Linked DNA regions of Mus musculus: regions 1 and 3 are each linked to region 2. A link is a loop called in an ENCODE intact Hi-C map of the cell type or tissue named here. Cell type or tissue: left cerebral cortex. All regions are shown on one strand.

Region 1 (5,000 bases), 360 kb before region 2:
GTACAAATTCTAGCACCTGGAGGCTGAGGAAAGAGGAGAGGTGGCTCAAGGTCACTCTGGACTACAGAGTGAGATGAACTGGGGGAACAGAAGACTCTATTTTGGAAAAAAATAAAACAGGGACTATTTAAATATTTGGGACACACTCTCTGAAGACATTTAGTTTTTTCCCCATTAATTAGTTAAAAAGCACCATAGAAAACCTCTGGGAACTAAGCATTCTTTCTTGGCCACTTGTGAAAAACATCTTTTTGATTGGATCATTTCATTAGAGAATATAAACCTTGGTCAAGAGGTGTATCGACAAGCTTCTTATTTACAATGGTATCTTCTGTTTTGCTCTCAACTGAATCATTCCTACTTTATTCTGAATTCCAAAGTCTTCGACAGGAAGGGGCTTCTGAGAGTTTCTGGGCCCTTTATTTTATGTGCAGGGTGGGGTGGGGTATCTTAGTCTAGTGACTTCCGAGTAGTCAGGGACAAGCCAGTGACACAGTGGCCCCCACATGCAATGGTTCTCGTAGCAGGTGAGAATGACTTTAATCACAGACATCTGGTGGTTTCCTCTGCTTCCATCTCCTGCTTTGAAATCTGCAGCTCTCAGGAATTTCTTTCCTGGTTCACTGCACTACATGACTCTTTTTACCCTAGGACTGTGTGTGGCTCCCCAACCCTGATTGATTTTCTGATTTCTATTTTGATACCTATCACATGGGCTCTGTAGGACTTCAGTGCAACCATCTGCCCCATCTTGGATGCCTGTTAGACCACCCAGCTCCTCTAGAGAACAGGGTTGGCCCTTGCCTAGCTACCTCTCTCTGGCTTTCTTCTTCTCTGCCTCCCAAGTACAGTATATAGAAGCTATTCATTTCAATAGCCAGGGAAGCTACAATTTACCTGTTAGTAAACAGAAGATGGTTTATCAACAGACTTTACCTTAATGACTACAAATGTTTACCTCCTGCTTTCCAGAATGCAAAGAAAGTCTTGGAAATGTCATAATATGTAACAAACATTTGCAACACAGATCCTTGTTCATCTTTACAAGAGACAATTGTTTTCTGTCTTCACTGACACAAGAAAACAGTAAGAAACAGATAGGTGCACACACTTAGACGCAAATGAATATGCTAATTAAAATTGCAGCGGGCAGTTTATTAAAAATGTATTTTACAATCCAGCCATTTAAAACATCTTTACACCAACAAACAGAGCAAGAATCGTAAGTGACTTATCTCAAGAAGAATATATTTATAGTTGGATACAAGTATTTTGAAGAATTTTGTACCAAATTATGTTTTGTTATAAGCATTCTGATTTTTCTATTTTTACCCACAGGGAAAAAATTTTAAAACAAGTATCTCGTGTTCATTTTATGGATGAGAGGACTTCACTCACTGAATCTGCCATGTTTGTCCGAATTCCAGCTGTTTATCTTGCAAGTTTCTTTAAGATTAATTCAATGCAAATGGAACTCTGAGAATCATGGGAATACCTGCCAGAGCCCTTATTAATGCCTTCACTTAAACACTCCTTTGCCAGAGAGTCATTAATTTGCTAAAAGAAAAGTGCTACAGCAGCCCTTTGCCTACAGCAGCTTTGAGATGGCTGCCCAATTAGTTCAGTAGCATTCTGATCCTCTTTCTAGGCCCCGTGGCCCTTTGAGGACACAAGAAGGCTCCGATGATAACCTGGCAACCCAGGTAGAAACTCAGCCAAGTGTGAGTGTTTGAAGCTGCAGTTTGGCTGCCATCGTGTCGGCAGAAAGAAAGAATTCAGGCTCCGTGTCATCCAGTACAAAGGATAAAAACGGATTCAACCGGAAATTCAATGTGGCACCACATATGGGATACATGAGTGCGGTTATACAACAGGCCACAGATTTTTTTTTGAACAGTCTCCTACATGTGATGCCGAGGACATGTGTAACCATCATAACGTCTCTAGGAATCTGTATTTAATTTGAGTTGGGGTGGTGGCAGGGATTGGAGATCTGAAGCCGCCACAGGTTTGTGGCAGATGGCTCTGTGTCAGCTATGACAAGCAGCCAGGCTCGGCTTCCTCTGCAGATTTTCTTTTCTCTCTGATCAGGTAAATATGGGCACACTCTGGAAAGTTCTTCAGATTCTGCCTTAGGCTGCAAGTTTGCGACTTAGCCCCATCTGTCACAAATCTTCCCTGGGTTCTGTTGTGAGCAGAGACCTGAATTTACCATGTAGGGCTGCCCAAGAAAATGGAGCCACTTCACCCTGTAACAAGGGGGAGGAAGAGATTAGAAAGCAGTGAATAAGCACAGGCCCCGAGACAAGAGGATGCGGAAACTCCTGCTGCAAACTTGCTTCATCTCTCCAACTCTTACCCCAAAGCCATCAAGTCCCATCACCCCAAGAACACCTGGCTTCCGACTGCTTTAGTGTCACTGCATTTTAACCATGAGAGGACTCTGCTGCATACATTTCCTGGTTCATGCCATAGATGGTTGCTCTTAGAAGTTTACCACCTGTCTTAACTTTTATACACAAAAGGTACACAGTACTTTTAATACACAGCTTTGCCTATGTGAATTCTACTCTTAAGCAGCAAGGACACAAGACAAATGTCTTTACTAGTACATGGAATTTATAAGGTGCTTCACATTTCCAAGTGGGTTTTATTCATTATTTCATTATAGCACTTCCTCGGGGAAAATGCTATTATGGTTGAAAGAAAAAAAAAAATCCAGATCTGCAGATGAGTCACGAACTTGCAGATGAGGCCAAGAACTTACCTATGGAGAAAGACGAATCTCAACCAAGGAGAACTGGCCAAAACAGGGCCAGACCACAGAAAATCATGGGAAGGGAAGGGAATGAAAAAGGAGGGGAGAGGAAGAGAAGGGAGAGGACGGAAGGGTAGGGGAGACAGGAAAAAGGAGAGTGAGCTGTAGACTGAGAATTGGCATCGCAGTTCCCAGGTGTTGCTGAGAGATTTTCCGTCGTTAAGATATCACTATAGACCTTTGCGTTTTCTTAGAAAAAAGTAAGATTTCAGAGCAGTGCTGACGCTGCTGGGAAACACCTTGTCCATATTTAGACTATGAATTTAGACTATGAATGTCTCTCGAGGGGAGCTCAGAAGCAGCATGGCTGTGGTTTGGATGGCTGGAGCTTGACAGAATGAAGACAACTGCAAATGGCTTTTCTGGGCACTGGGTCTGCTTTGTAAGCATAATCATTGTTTGGAATTAGTTTTAGACAAAAATCTGAAAATTCTTTCCTTCAAATAATAGATTTTATAAGTTTCAACTGTTGAAAAACTTAAAAAGGACAGAGTAAAAATCAACAGTTACCTTCTGAAAACCTTAAGAAACTCCTGGACACTCTTAAAAAGTAAAAGACATGGCCTTCCTTTTCCCTGATATACAAGCACACACAAAAACATACACACACATAAGACACACATTCATAGACACATGCACATACACAGACACACGCAGATACAGACACACACCCATAAACATACACATACAGACATACCCACAGACACTTGCTTATATATAAGCACAGACACATGTGTGCGCATGTACACGCCACATACACTCAAATCCCACTGATTTTTGTAAATCCAAGCAAGGGAGGAACAGGATAGACGTGAAGCCTGTGCTGTCAGTCCAGGTGATGTCTAACTTATATACCAGCTCCATTATGTTCCTGTTCTATTTGCAATACGATAGTAAGGGTACTGTAGAAGTCAATACACCTTGCTCTGTTGCACTAGAAATTTGTTTATAGTAGCTGAGTGGCCTAGAGGGGCTCTTATTGTGAGGGAAGTACATGGTTAGTGTAATTTCCTACCTGGAGCAAGACACAGCTTAATGTTAGAAGAAAGTTTCAGTCAAAACCTGTGTGTAATTCATACATATAAACTTTTTTATAAATTTATTTATTTATTTATTTTTAAGATTTATTTATTTATTATATGTAAGTACACTGTAGCTGCCTTCAGACACTCCAGAAGAGGGCATCAGATCTTGTTACAGATGGCTGTGAGCCACCATGGGGTTGCCGGGATTTGAACTCTGGACCTTTGGAAGAACAGTCGGGTGCTCTTACCCACTGAGCCATCTCACCAGCCCACATGTAAACTTTTTAAGAAGAGGTTTTTCGATTATTTTAGATAAAAAAGCTTTAGATTTTATGATTATCAAAAAAATATTTACTTTTTACATGTATTAGATTTTTCCAATGATCATGCATGCCTGTGTGTATGTGTGTGTATAAAAGAGAGAGAGGGGGGAGGGAGGAGGAGGAGACAGAGACAGGGAGAGATACACACACACACACACACACACACACACACACACACATGCAAACATAGATACATATATACATATAGAGGTATGGCCTAAAATCCTCCAGGTGACAAGGTCATAGGGCTCTAATGCAGAAAGTCTTTTTAAGAAACAAAGGAACACCAAGAGTGAATCAGTTGTGTCTGCTTCAAATCCTGCTGAAAGTGACAGCCCCCACACTCTCAGTCATATTGAATGTGTAATGTTTTGTATAAGAAAATTCATATTTTCTCAGATATTAGTGATAATTGTATCTAAAATTAGTATTTTCTTGTATGAAAATATGAATTTTCTTATATGAGGTTATGTTAATTCATATAAAGGAATTATATATTAATAGTCTTACCGCAGTCATTACATTTCTAAGTCTGACTCCTTATGAAAAAGTCTACTCTAAGATAAACTCTAAAAGGTACAAAGCCCGAATGATTTTATCAAGAGAAGGTGTAAACCGTAAGAGGGACAGACTGATGATTCCGTGACCTTCTGTGCTTTCGGATCTCAGCAGCACAAGCTTTATAAAGCAAAACAGAACTGTCCAGTGGAAGGGAGAGTAAAAGAGGAGAAAAGAAAAGACTTTTAAAAGCCCTTGCATTCTTTTCACAAGCACACAAAAGGTGCTCTGCCCTTGCATAAGATAAGTAGGCTATGGACGCTGCCCCGCAGGGAA
Region 2 (5,000 bases):
CAGCATGAGATTCATGAGAAGAGAGGGAGCCCACCACTCAGCCAACCGGGAGGGCCAGGACTCAGTGGCTGGATAGCACAGAGACCTATGATAGAACCAAACACAGTGGCAAAAATAAAATAAAATAAACCAATGAAAGGATTCCTAATGATATTCTGCTACACTCATAGACTGGTGCCTAGCCCAATTCTCAGCAGAGACCCACAGCCAAACAAAAGCTGCAGAAGGAGAAGGGGAAGGACTCTAGGATACCACAAGATAACCCACAGAATCAACTAACCTGGGCTCACAGGAGCTCACAAAGACTGAACCATCAACCAGGGAGCTTGCATGGGTCTGCCCTAGGCCCTCTGCATACATGTTACAGTTGTATGGCTGGGTCTTCTTATGAGACTCCTAACAGTGAGAGCAAGGCTTTCTTTAAATCTTTTGCCTGCTTTTGAGACCATTTTCCTCCTACTGAGCTGCCCTGCCCAGCCTTAATATGAGGAGAGATTCTTAGTCTTACTCCACATGTCTTGTTTGGTTGATATTCATAAGAGGCCTGCTGTTTTCTGAAGAGCAATGGAGGAGGAGTGGCGGAGAAGGGACTAGAAGGTGCGGAGGGATGAGAATCTGTGGTAGGGATGTAATAATATCTGAGAAAAGAATATATTTTTAATTTTTTAAACTGTGTATTCCTTTGACAGAAAACCCCAGCTCAGTTCCCAGAATCTACATAACCCCAAATCCAGGGCATCTGTCACCTCTGGCTTCCACAGACACCTGCACTCACATGTGAATACACACACACAATTTTTTTTTAATTAAACATGTTTTTTAAAGAATATGACTAATAAAATTAATAAAAACTAATAAAACCCTGGCATGGTAGAAAGTGGGAGCATGAGGATAAGGAGTTCAAAACCAGCCTCAACTATATAATAAATTTCTGACCCTAAGCTATATAAGAACCTGTTTCCTAAAAATAAAACCTGAAAATGACTAAATTCAAATTTTTAAACTAAAATAGAAAGAAATGCTTCAACTTAAGAGATAGATGTAAGAATAGTTGGCCAACTGCAAGTAATTGTATCACTTGTATCTGATTCGTCAAAATTAGAAATTATTCTTCCATGATCTGAAAGGGAGGCTAAAAAAGAAAGTCAGTGATTACTTGGCAGGTTTTAAGATACCATAATCAAGAGAGAAAGAAGCAGAGGTCAGGAAAGCATTTTACTTTCTCAGTGGGCTGGGGAGTTGGTCAAATCAGGATCAAGTTTGGTACAAGAGTGTCTATCAGAAGGGTCCATCTAGTAAATCCTTAATAAAGGCAAGTAGTTCTGTTAGTTCCTTCTAAATCTCTGGAAAATGTAAAATAGTGAAGCTGAATAACACTGCTGAGGTCCCTCACCAACAGAGAGTCCTATTAGTCTAGGATTTATAAGGTAAAACTGTCAGCATGATTTCAGAACAGAAGTAAAGACACTGTGTTGCTATAAAGTGTATTCGTAGGTATGGTTTAAGTTTGTCGGAGTATCCTGATTCAAAATGTGTTTCCCCAATCCTCAATATTAAACTGTTTCATTAAATACAGAACAAGACCCTAAGGACAACAGTGTATAATTCTTCTCAGTTGAAGCTGAGAATCTATTTCACATCAAAACCTGGAATGTACTAATGAAAATTCAGTATCTCACTGGGTATGTGGGTTCCAACATGAAACTCTTGTCACTGATAAAGCTTAAGGTAAACGGGTTAATAAGACACAATAAAATGGCTCTGTTGAGTTATACTGCCTTTTCCCCCACAGCAGTTCCTTTACCTAACCACTACAGTAAGCTTTAAAGTCAACTTCAGGGGTGCTAAGTCACGCAAGCTGGGCACAGAGGGGACGATGATCCTCAGCGTGGAGAACGATCGCCTTCAATTCACGTTTTCCATTTCCTTAACTGTGATACAGATGGGAGGGAAAATGTAAGCCCTTTCCTTTGAACTTCCCAGGGCCTCAAGGCACTAACTTTAAGAATTATTTCAAAGCTTATCCAATGAGGGGTAGTTCTACGACTGTAAAAGTTGCACGAGCCCCGCGAAGTGGGAATTGGGGTGCAGACGCTGCCTATCGCGAGATCGAGGGTTAAACTGATTTATTAATGCAACTTTGCTGTCGTTCGGTTAGTTGTAAAGACTTATTAACTCCAAGAGCCCTTCCTCGCTTTAGAAAGCCCCGTCAGGCGGGATCCTGCGGAAACATCAGGCCTATGCCGAATCCTCTAATGAGGGGCCGCGAGGTGTTGGGTCTCGCCGCCTGAGGTGGATCCCGAGTAGGAAAGCGCAGGCCAGGCCTTGCTGCGCGGGAGCCATGGCACGATGTCCCAGTGTCCGCCTGGACTCTGCCCTTCCCAAGCTCCGCGCTAGGGAAAAGCATCGCCCGGGGCCACAGCGCGGCCGGGCAGAGCAGGAGGCCGCGCGTGCGCCCGGGAAGCGCGGCCCCGGCTCCGCCCTCCTCCCCCTCCGCTCCTCGCGGCCGCCGCCCCACTGGGAACTCCGCGCGGCGCGGCCCCGCGAGGCGGGCGCCGGGAGGGAGGGGCCGCGCTCCCCGCCTCCCGCGGCCAGCGCAGCTCCCAGCCAAGGCGACTCACCTCCTCCTCCTCCTCCTCCTCTCCTCCTCCTCCTCCACGGCTCCCTCCAGGCCACCGACAGCCCAGCTGGCGACGCGCTGACGCCGAGCCCCTCCCCCGCGGCCGCCACCGAGGCCGCAGCCCCTCCCCGCTGCGGCTGCCGCGGCCTTGGGGCGCGTCAGGCGCCGGCCCCGCCCTCGCCCCGCCCCTCCCCGCCCACAAGCCTGAGGCTCCGCCCCCGGACGGCGGCCTCCACGCCTAGTCGGTGACTCAGAGGACGCGCGGTGCTGGGCGAACTCTCCACGGTGGCGCGGCTCCTCACACCTGCTCTCCGCCCACGGGCCCCGCGTACGCTTTCCAGTCAGGCCAGCGCCCCCGCCGCCCCTTCGGCTTTTCCGTACTCTCTCTCACTCCTCTGGTCGCTGCCTCCGCTCGCTCGCGCTGCGGCCTTCTCTTCCCCTGAGAGGTCTGGGGGCTGACTCACCGGCTCGCACGTTCTCAGGCAGGTGGCTAGCCGGCACCTGTAGTCCCCTTCCCTGTCCTTCCGGGCGCGCCTAAGCCTCGGGGACCCCGCAAGGCGAGTGCACACCCTCCTGCAGGTATTGGTCAGCACGCCCCGCTTTCCCCCCCCCCCCCCTCGGAATTCTTGCGGGACCTCTCCTAGCCGATGCTGGCGTTTCCTGTACTTAACTTATATGCAGCCTTTTGGCTGTCGAGACTATACGTATTACAGATGCATCTTAGAGTATTAATAATAACATATCTGCGGTCCCCACAAGAGCAGCTACAGAGCAATTAAAAGTCAGAAAGAATCCAAGAAAGTCTAAATGGTTTCTATTAAAAATAGGAATTTATCTCCCTTACATTTCTGTGAGTCTGAATTAGTGATTTCGTATTTGGGATCACGTTGTGGATTAAATGATTCATGCAAAGACAGAACATGCAACGGTAGGTCTATGCTTTTATCTGGTAACTTCATTTTTAAAGCTACAACTTGGAACAGACTGTAGTGCAGAAATGCATTAAGCATACCAAAATAACAGAGCCTGATTAGGCCTTTGGAGTTACAACCACAAGTTGCTTAAAGTTATGTGAGAAAACATTGTTATCCTTAAATTGAACAGTGAAAACGATCTTCTGTTCTAAACAAAGCCCACACTCTATGTGGACCTCCAAAGCTTAAAACCTCTGTTGACTTGAACAACAGTATCCCGAGCATTTAAAAAGCCTAATAAACCATCTGTCCATCTACTTTTACACAAATTGGGAAACACAAAAAAAGTGAATGCAGAAAGCTGAAAATGAGAATTCCAAATGGCAAATGGATCTAGTAAATCCTTTTTCACAGAATAAAATATTGGGGAAAAGCCCAAAGCCTACTATTATTCATCAATCTGGAAAAAGCCATAATTTTATACATGAATTGTATACTTAAGATCACCGGGAGTCTTTATTATTATTTTGCTGATTAAGATCTGAAGTCCAGAGAAAATGAGTTGCCTAGCCAATATGCCCAGATTTCCCAAGACCTGTCTCACATACTTGTCAGCATAGGATTTAGAGCTACAAGCATAAAGTCACTTAAGGTCCAAATTCGTTGACATTGAGGCTCTGTCTCAGTATCCGTGGTCTGTGAGTGTGAGCTTAGGTAATGCTGTCAGAAGCCATCTCACCCTAGTATGTTCAAGGATTCTTGTTATGCAACTTGCATCTCTCAGTCAGGGATCATCTGCATGATCTCAGTGACATCTGGCCCCGGCTCTGGAACCTTGGTCCAACCAAGCACATTCATCCTCAGAGGGGCCAAAGGCTGTGCCTGATTAAAAGAGTTATGAAATCTCTATTGTCAAGAAAATTACAACATTATTGGTGAGGTAAAATATGAGGCATGAAATGATAATTCAACACTAATAATCAAGGACTCAACAGTAATTTCCAAAATGTTAAGTGGGGAAATGATACACATGAATTAAGAAAAGACTTCTTAAAGACCACAACATCAAAAAGGAGACCCATCGTCTAGAGCGCTGTGTATAGGACAGAAAGTAAAATAAAATGTTTGGACTAAAGCACTGTGAAGAAAACAGGCACACCAAGAATGAGGGAAAGTTAGATCAGGGAGGTAAAACACGATAGCTGAGAAACAAGAGCAAGCCCGGTGGAGATGCAGGATTGAGCCATTGGGAGAGGACCTAGATTTCAACCTGAGACACAGGTTAGTAGGAAATCGTTGTGGGTAGACTGGGCAGGAAAGAAAGGAGGGTGAGGAATGAGGTGAAAAGATCAGAAGGCCATAATCTTGTTAGGAATACTGCACATCGATGCCACTTAGAAAGACTTGGGTTTGGTGAGCATACATAGAAAGCAACAGAAGGTAAGAAGTCCAAGGTGATGTGGAGA
Region 3 (5,000 bases), 370 kb before region 2:
TATGTTGGTATAATTTTCAATTGATCTGCTGAAACTCCAATGTTTGAGAAAACAGACGATTGAAGAGCACAAAGACCGGACTTTATAACACTGCGCTCTTACAGAGAAGTAAAACATCCAGAATGTGCCCACTTGATGGGAGTTTGCTGCCAAGCCTCTGCACAGGCTGAAAGCATCAAGACTCCGTCCTTACTGTGAAAACCAAACAATTCACTATCATCCACTAAGGATAAAAAAAAAAAAAAAAAAAAAAAAATCACATTCCCCAAACCCTTTTCAAGACATCTGCCTCCATCTTTGATTCTCCCTTGGGTGGTGGTGGGGAGATGCTATGGTGTGAGACCCTATCTATAGTCACCTCTGGAGATCAAAACTATTGTTGCCTGTAGCAGAAGGCTACCAGGTTCTCTTGTCTCTCTCCTTTGCAGAGTTCATAACTTAAAACAAGTTGAGCTTGTAAGTTACAAAAACAAAAACAAAGAAGCCAACCAACTAAAAGAATTCTTGATCTTGTAATCTAAGAAAGTATACTTCCTTTGTTCCAGGGTATGTAATTAGATACATTGGAAATAAAAGGTACGTTAAATAAGAAGTTTCATAGACAGGAAAATGCTACTTTAAAACCGGCAGTGTCAAATGCTGGTTTTCAACTACTACCACAGGGTGTTTCCCAGGTGACTTCTCAGGGCTGATGGTAGCTAATTATTAGCTGCCACTCCCTGCCTCCCATTCTAAGTGACTATCTCCTGGCAGAAAGACACAGCCAGAAGTTTTTTGTTTCATTTGTCCTTGGGGTTTTTATCAGCATAAAGAATGTGGACTGAGTCAAAGTTAGAATAACTCTTCAGCTAAGCAAAAGCGCCCCATTAATTGGGGGCTGTTACATGATTAATTTGAGGGAAACAGAAGACAGTGATTTCTTTACAACTCACAGTTGGATGCAACATACTCAAAGTAATCCTGTAAATTACATTTTAAATCTTCAACATATTCTGAGCCGATAAAATAGTGGCATGATTGACCAAACTCCTTTTAAAAGTACACATATTACGATGCATCATAGTTATAAACAGATGGTATTTGGCCTCCTTCCTATTCTCAACATTTGGAATTTCTAAACTATGTGAATTAAACAATAATATTTTATAAACATACAAGGGATTTTGCTCACTGCTTTGTTAACATAGAAATTATACAATGCTGACATTTATTTAAATTTTATAAAGAAAACAACAGTGCGCATGGAAATAAAGCAAACTAAAATCAACAGAGAAACATGCTCTGTGCTCACCACCTCCGTGGCACTGGCCTGCTGAAGGGAAGGAATAATGGGTTGAAGAACAAATTGTAGCTTAGCAGGCCTAATCCTTAGTACACCAAAGGTTCGTTTAACACCTCTCTGTAAACAACGGATATTTATTCCATAATTGGCTATTTGACCATCAGTGTTCATTTAGTATGGAACCTGCTATTATGGAGTTAAAAGAAGTTCCCCTCCATTGGCTTGACAGCTTTCATAGTAGTGAAAGTGTCTCTCAGTTTTAAACACACACACACACACACACACACACACACACACACACACACACACACACACACAGAGAGAGAGAGAGAGAGAGAGAGAGAGAGAAAGAGAGAGAGAGAGAACTTGTGCTCAGGAGCATTGTCATGATATGATATCAATACACACACACACACACACACACACACACACACACACACACACACACACACACACACTTCTCTGGTGACATTGTTGCCAGAGAGAAAAGGAAATGTATCAGATCTTAATTTCATTAAGTGAGATGTTTTTCTAAATAATAGCTTTAACCCTTTATTCGGGTTGGAAGGGAAATGTACAGAATAGAAGGTGCTTCATTTCCAAACACTATTGTAAGGTTTGCAAAGTTTGCTGGGATGCATAACTAATGAATCAGCTACTTCAATCCATTTTGCCATTCCAAAAGCCCCATCATCTCTCTTTATAGTCTCCTCTAAGCATGCTCACCACATTCTTGGGCAGCTCTCCTGGGATAGGCTCTTGTAGACCACTCTCTTTCAGCCTCTTTGTGTGTAGGGATGGAATATGGATTTTCTCACATTTTGACAATCTACTCACATCTCGAATCTACAATTTGAGGAATAATTCAAATCCTCTGGAGGAAAATCTTGAGTGATGGCAGAGATGATCACCAAAACTCTGGGTTAACTGGGTAACATTTGGGGTCCAGTTGAACTTCACTTTTGCATGCAAACTTTTTGTGTGTGTGTGTGAAAAAGAGGGAGGATAACATACCGGATGTCGACTATATACGACGTAATTAATGCTACATGGAATGGGAAGGAAAGGCCACTGCTGGTACCAGGGAATGTGAACCTTGCTTTCCTTCACGTGTGTCTCTATACGTACACACTCAAATAGGTAATGATATGAGGCTTAGCACTCGTGTGGAAACGCTTTTGAAGCAATTAGAAGTTTCAAAATACTAAACAATTTTTCCATTTCTCCCAAACTTAGAGCAAGTGAAAGACAAATCTATGAGCTGCTTCTCAAGACTTTCTGTCCAAAGGAATTGCTTTTAAATACTCCGTGCCTCTGCCCTCGTAGAAACAATCCGCGGTGGACAGGCAGGGAAACAGTTTATAATCTCCGATAGAGGCATGATGTACATGGAAGAAAAAAACAACAACTAGAAAACCCAACAACACATGTTTTGAGCATGTGATGTAAATGAGAGTCTGACAAGGCCAGAGTGGAGAGGAGTGTTTGAAATCCTATAGCCCGGGATCTTTGCTACAGCCCCTGTGCCCATTGCCCATCTCCATTGGGGTTTGCATTGGCCAAACTTCAAACAACTGTGTGTGTGTGCGAGTGTGTGCGCGTTTGAGTGTAAGGATTAGCAGTTCTTGTCTGCCCAGTGCATCTTCTGATTCACGCGCCGAGGGCTGAGAGTAGCCACCTCACAACCCGGTCCTCAGTGCGCAGTGCCCGTGAACAGGCAGGGATGCTGAAGCCCGAGTCGGCGAAACCCTGGGCTCGCGACTCCGCGGCAGCCCCGCGGGTTCCAGCGGCTGCGGCGCCCGGCCCTGCGCTCATGAGGGCAGCGGGACGCGGAAAAACTCCGGTGCCCTGCTTTTTGAGCGCCAAGGTGCTGCTCGCCCTTGTCAGAGCCGAGCCAGCAGTCAAGGGCAAAAGCCATCTGGCCCTCGGGAATGCCCTGCTACTGGCGACCCCAGGCCCGCACAGCACAGAGGACTTCGGCAATGCTCCACCATCAGCAACTCTCCGGCTGGGCATCCCGCAACTCGACCTGGAAAGTCCCAGACTGAAGACATGGTCAGACCCCACCGAGGGTAGAGACTCAGTGCAGGGTAGGAGGGAAGATAGAGGTGGCAAGCCCCAGACAAGGAATCCTTAATCACAGATAAAAGACACCCAAAACCGTAGGCTACATTTTCCACGTGTCAGCTGATGGCCACGACAAAAGGAAACAGAACACGAAGGGGGGAGGTCCCCCATTTATAATGTGTGCAATGTAAAATGCATGAGGTAGTGACTACGGGTAGGTGGTGCCTGGGGCCAAATCGCAGCTGCACATTCGACAGAGTAGGAGGACAGTTTGCTGATGCACCCAGAGGTCTGGGGAACCTCTTACAGAAACGGCTATAAATACTCTGCTCCAGCATTATTTTGCTGCTTTAAAACTTCACTATTCATACATTTTTAAGTTTTAAAATTTGGTGCTTAAAGTGTTGCAATTTATCTTCAGTAATATCCTTACAACACACACACACACACACACACACACACACACACACACACACACACACACACACCCCAGATTTTATTTTGCACTTCTGTAGATTCCATTTTATTGGCTTGGTACCGCCTACTAGAAATCTCGGGGCAAAGCCAACAAACTGAAATCTAGGGAAAGTAGCTGTAAGCAGAACAGTGTAAGTTCTCTCTGCCTCTCTGGATCAACTGGAAAAAGGACACTCTTGCTTCTTCTCCTTTTAACTGATCACGATCCGAAACAGCCTCCACCCTGCCCCCTGGGATTTAAGATAGAGGTCTCTCAGCTACGCCCTGAGTTCTGCAAAAGGTAACTGTGCAAGGCTCCCTGGCTCAACGTTACAAAGCTCCATCCTTTTTCCTGACTGCCAATACTAAAATATACCGAAATAGGCTAAATGACCTCGGAAATTGCACCACCAACCTGCGTTCGATTTTGGATTTTCTGGCACTGCTGTATCAGTTCGGAAGGAGAGGGGTTGGTCTGCCTGCACATCACCGGCTACACTGCAGGCAACAAGGCCACACAACTCCTTAGTCATTTTACCAACCTCCCCCCTCACAGGAGTAGCCTTCTTTTCAACCGTACTCTCCTCCAACACTATGTTTTTTTTCCCACAGTACTTTAGGAAAAAAAAATTCCAAATGCTTTTTCATGTGGTTCCAGTTAAGTGAGTTGCCCACACCCCAAATCATACCATTTGCATTCAAGATTAATAGCTGCATATCAGTGATTCTTAAATACCTTCTGACGCATAATTTCAATTTAAATGATCCTGACATTATTGGGCAGGCAAATGCCTGAACCAAGATGCATGTGGACTGGCTGCAGCCAGATGACAGTCCTACAGTTGGATTAAAGCACAGTTAAGTTTCTTCAACAGTTGAAGGCAGAGAGGCATCTTTTTCACTTCCCACGAACAGAATGGGAGATTAACAAATCACACAGGGTTTTGCCCATTCCCCACTTTCTGATGCATCTTTAGCATCCACTGCTGTGAGCTAGCCACACCCTCTGCACATTCTGGGTTCATTCCTCAGAAAGGGAAGGTAAAAGCTAGTCGGGAGGTTGCTTTTTCTCACGGCTCGGCTCTCCCTCTGGTGCACCGTCCCACTGCCCTTGATTTAGGTGTGTTGTCACTTCTTACCACCCACCGAAGGCTTCAGTTTATATTAACAAGTGATGCTCACGGAGAGGTTTCCA

The links. Hi-C counts contacts between places; a loop is a spot of excess contacts. Peaks named below come from ENCODE experiments on the same cell type or tissue, not always from the same donor. Only the 100,000 strongest peaks of a DNase experiment are listed, where the experiment ranks them.
Region 1: a loop joins it to region 2, with 4 times the contacts of the local background. A loop is called at or near these places in 5 of 42 quality-filtered maps.
Region 3: a loop joins it to region 2, with 3 times the contacts of the local background. A loop is called at or near these places in 4 of 42 quality-filtered maps.

Annotation. Positions count from the first base shown.
Region 1 is chr2:44,563,286-44,568,285 of GRCm38, forward strand. It overlaps Gtdc1 (glycosyltransferase-like domain containing 1), which reads right to left. Exons shown (of 11, transcript NM_001362987.1): 11 at 1,127-2,249. The coding sequence ends at 2,166. Among named protein-coding and RNA genes, the nearest start is that of Gm39806, 65 kb to the left of the region's middle. In left cerebral cortex, no CTCF peak of the experiment used is centred here; DNase peaks (open chromatin) are centred at 1,982, 2,752 and 2,984; H3K27ac peaks cover 2,878 bases.
Region 2 is chr2:44,924,521-44,929,520 of GRCm38, forward strand. It overlaps Gtdc1 (glycosyltransferase-like domain containing 1), which reads right to left and starts at 2,716. Exons shown (of 11, transcript NM_001362987.1): 1 at 2,622-2,716. In left cerebral cortex, a CTCF peak has its summit at 2,403; DNase peaks (open chromatin) are centred at 2,645, 2,883, 3,499 and 4,271; H3K4me3 peaks cover 2,661 bases; H3K27ac peaks cover 2,609 bases.
Region 3 is chr2:44,553,953-44,558,952 of GRCm38, forward strand. No RefSeq gene overlaps it. Among named protein-coding and RNA genes, the nearest start is that of Gm39806, 55 kb to the left of the region's middle. In left cerebral cortex, no CTCF peak of the experiment used is centred here; DNase peaks (open chromatin) are centred at 2,991, 3,547, 3,905, 4,301 and 1 more place; H3K4me3 peaks cover 1,700 bases; H3K27ac peaks cover 2,297 bases.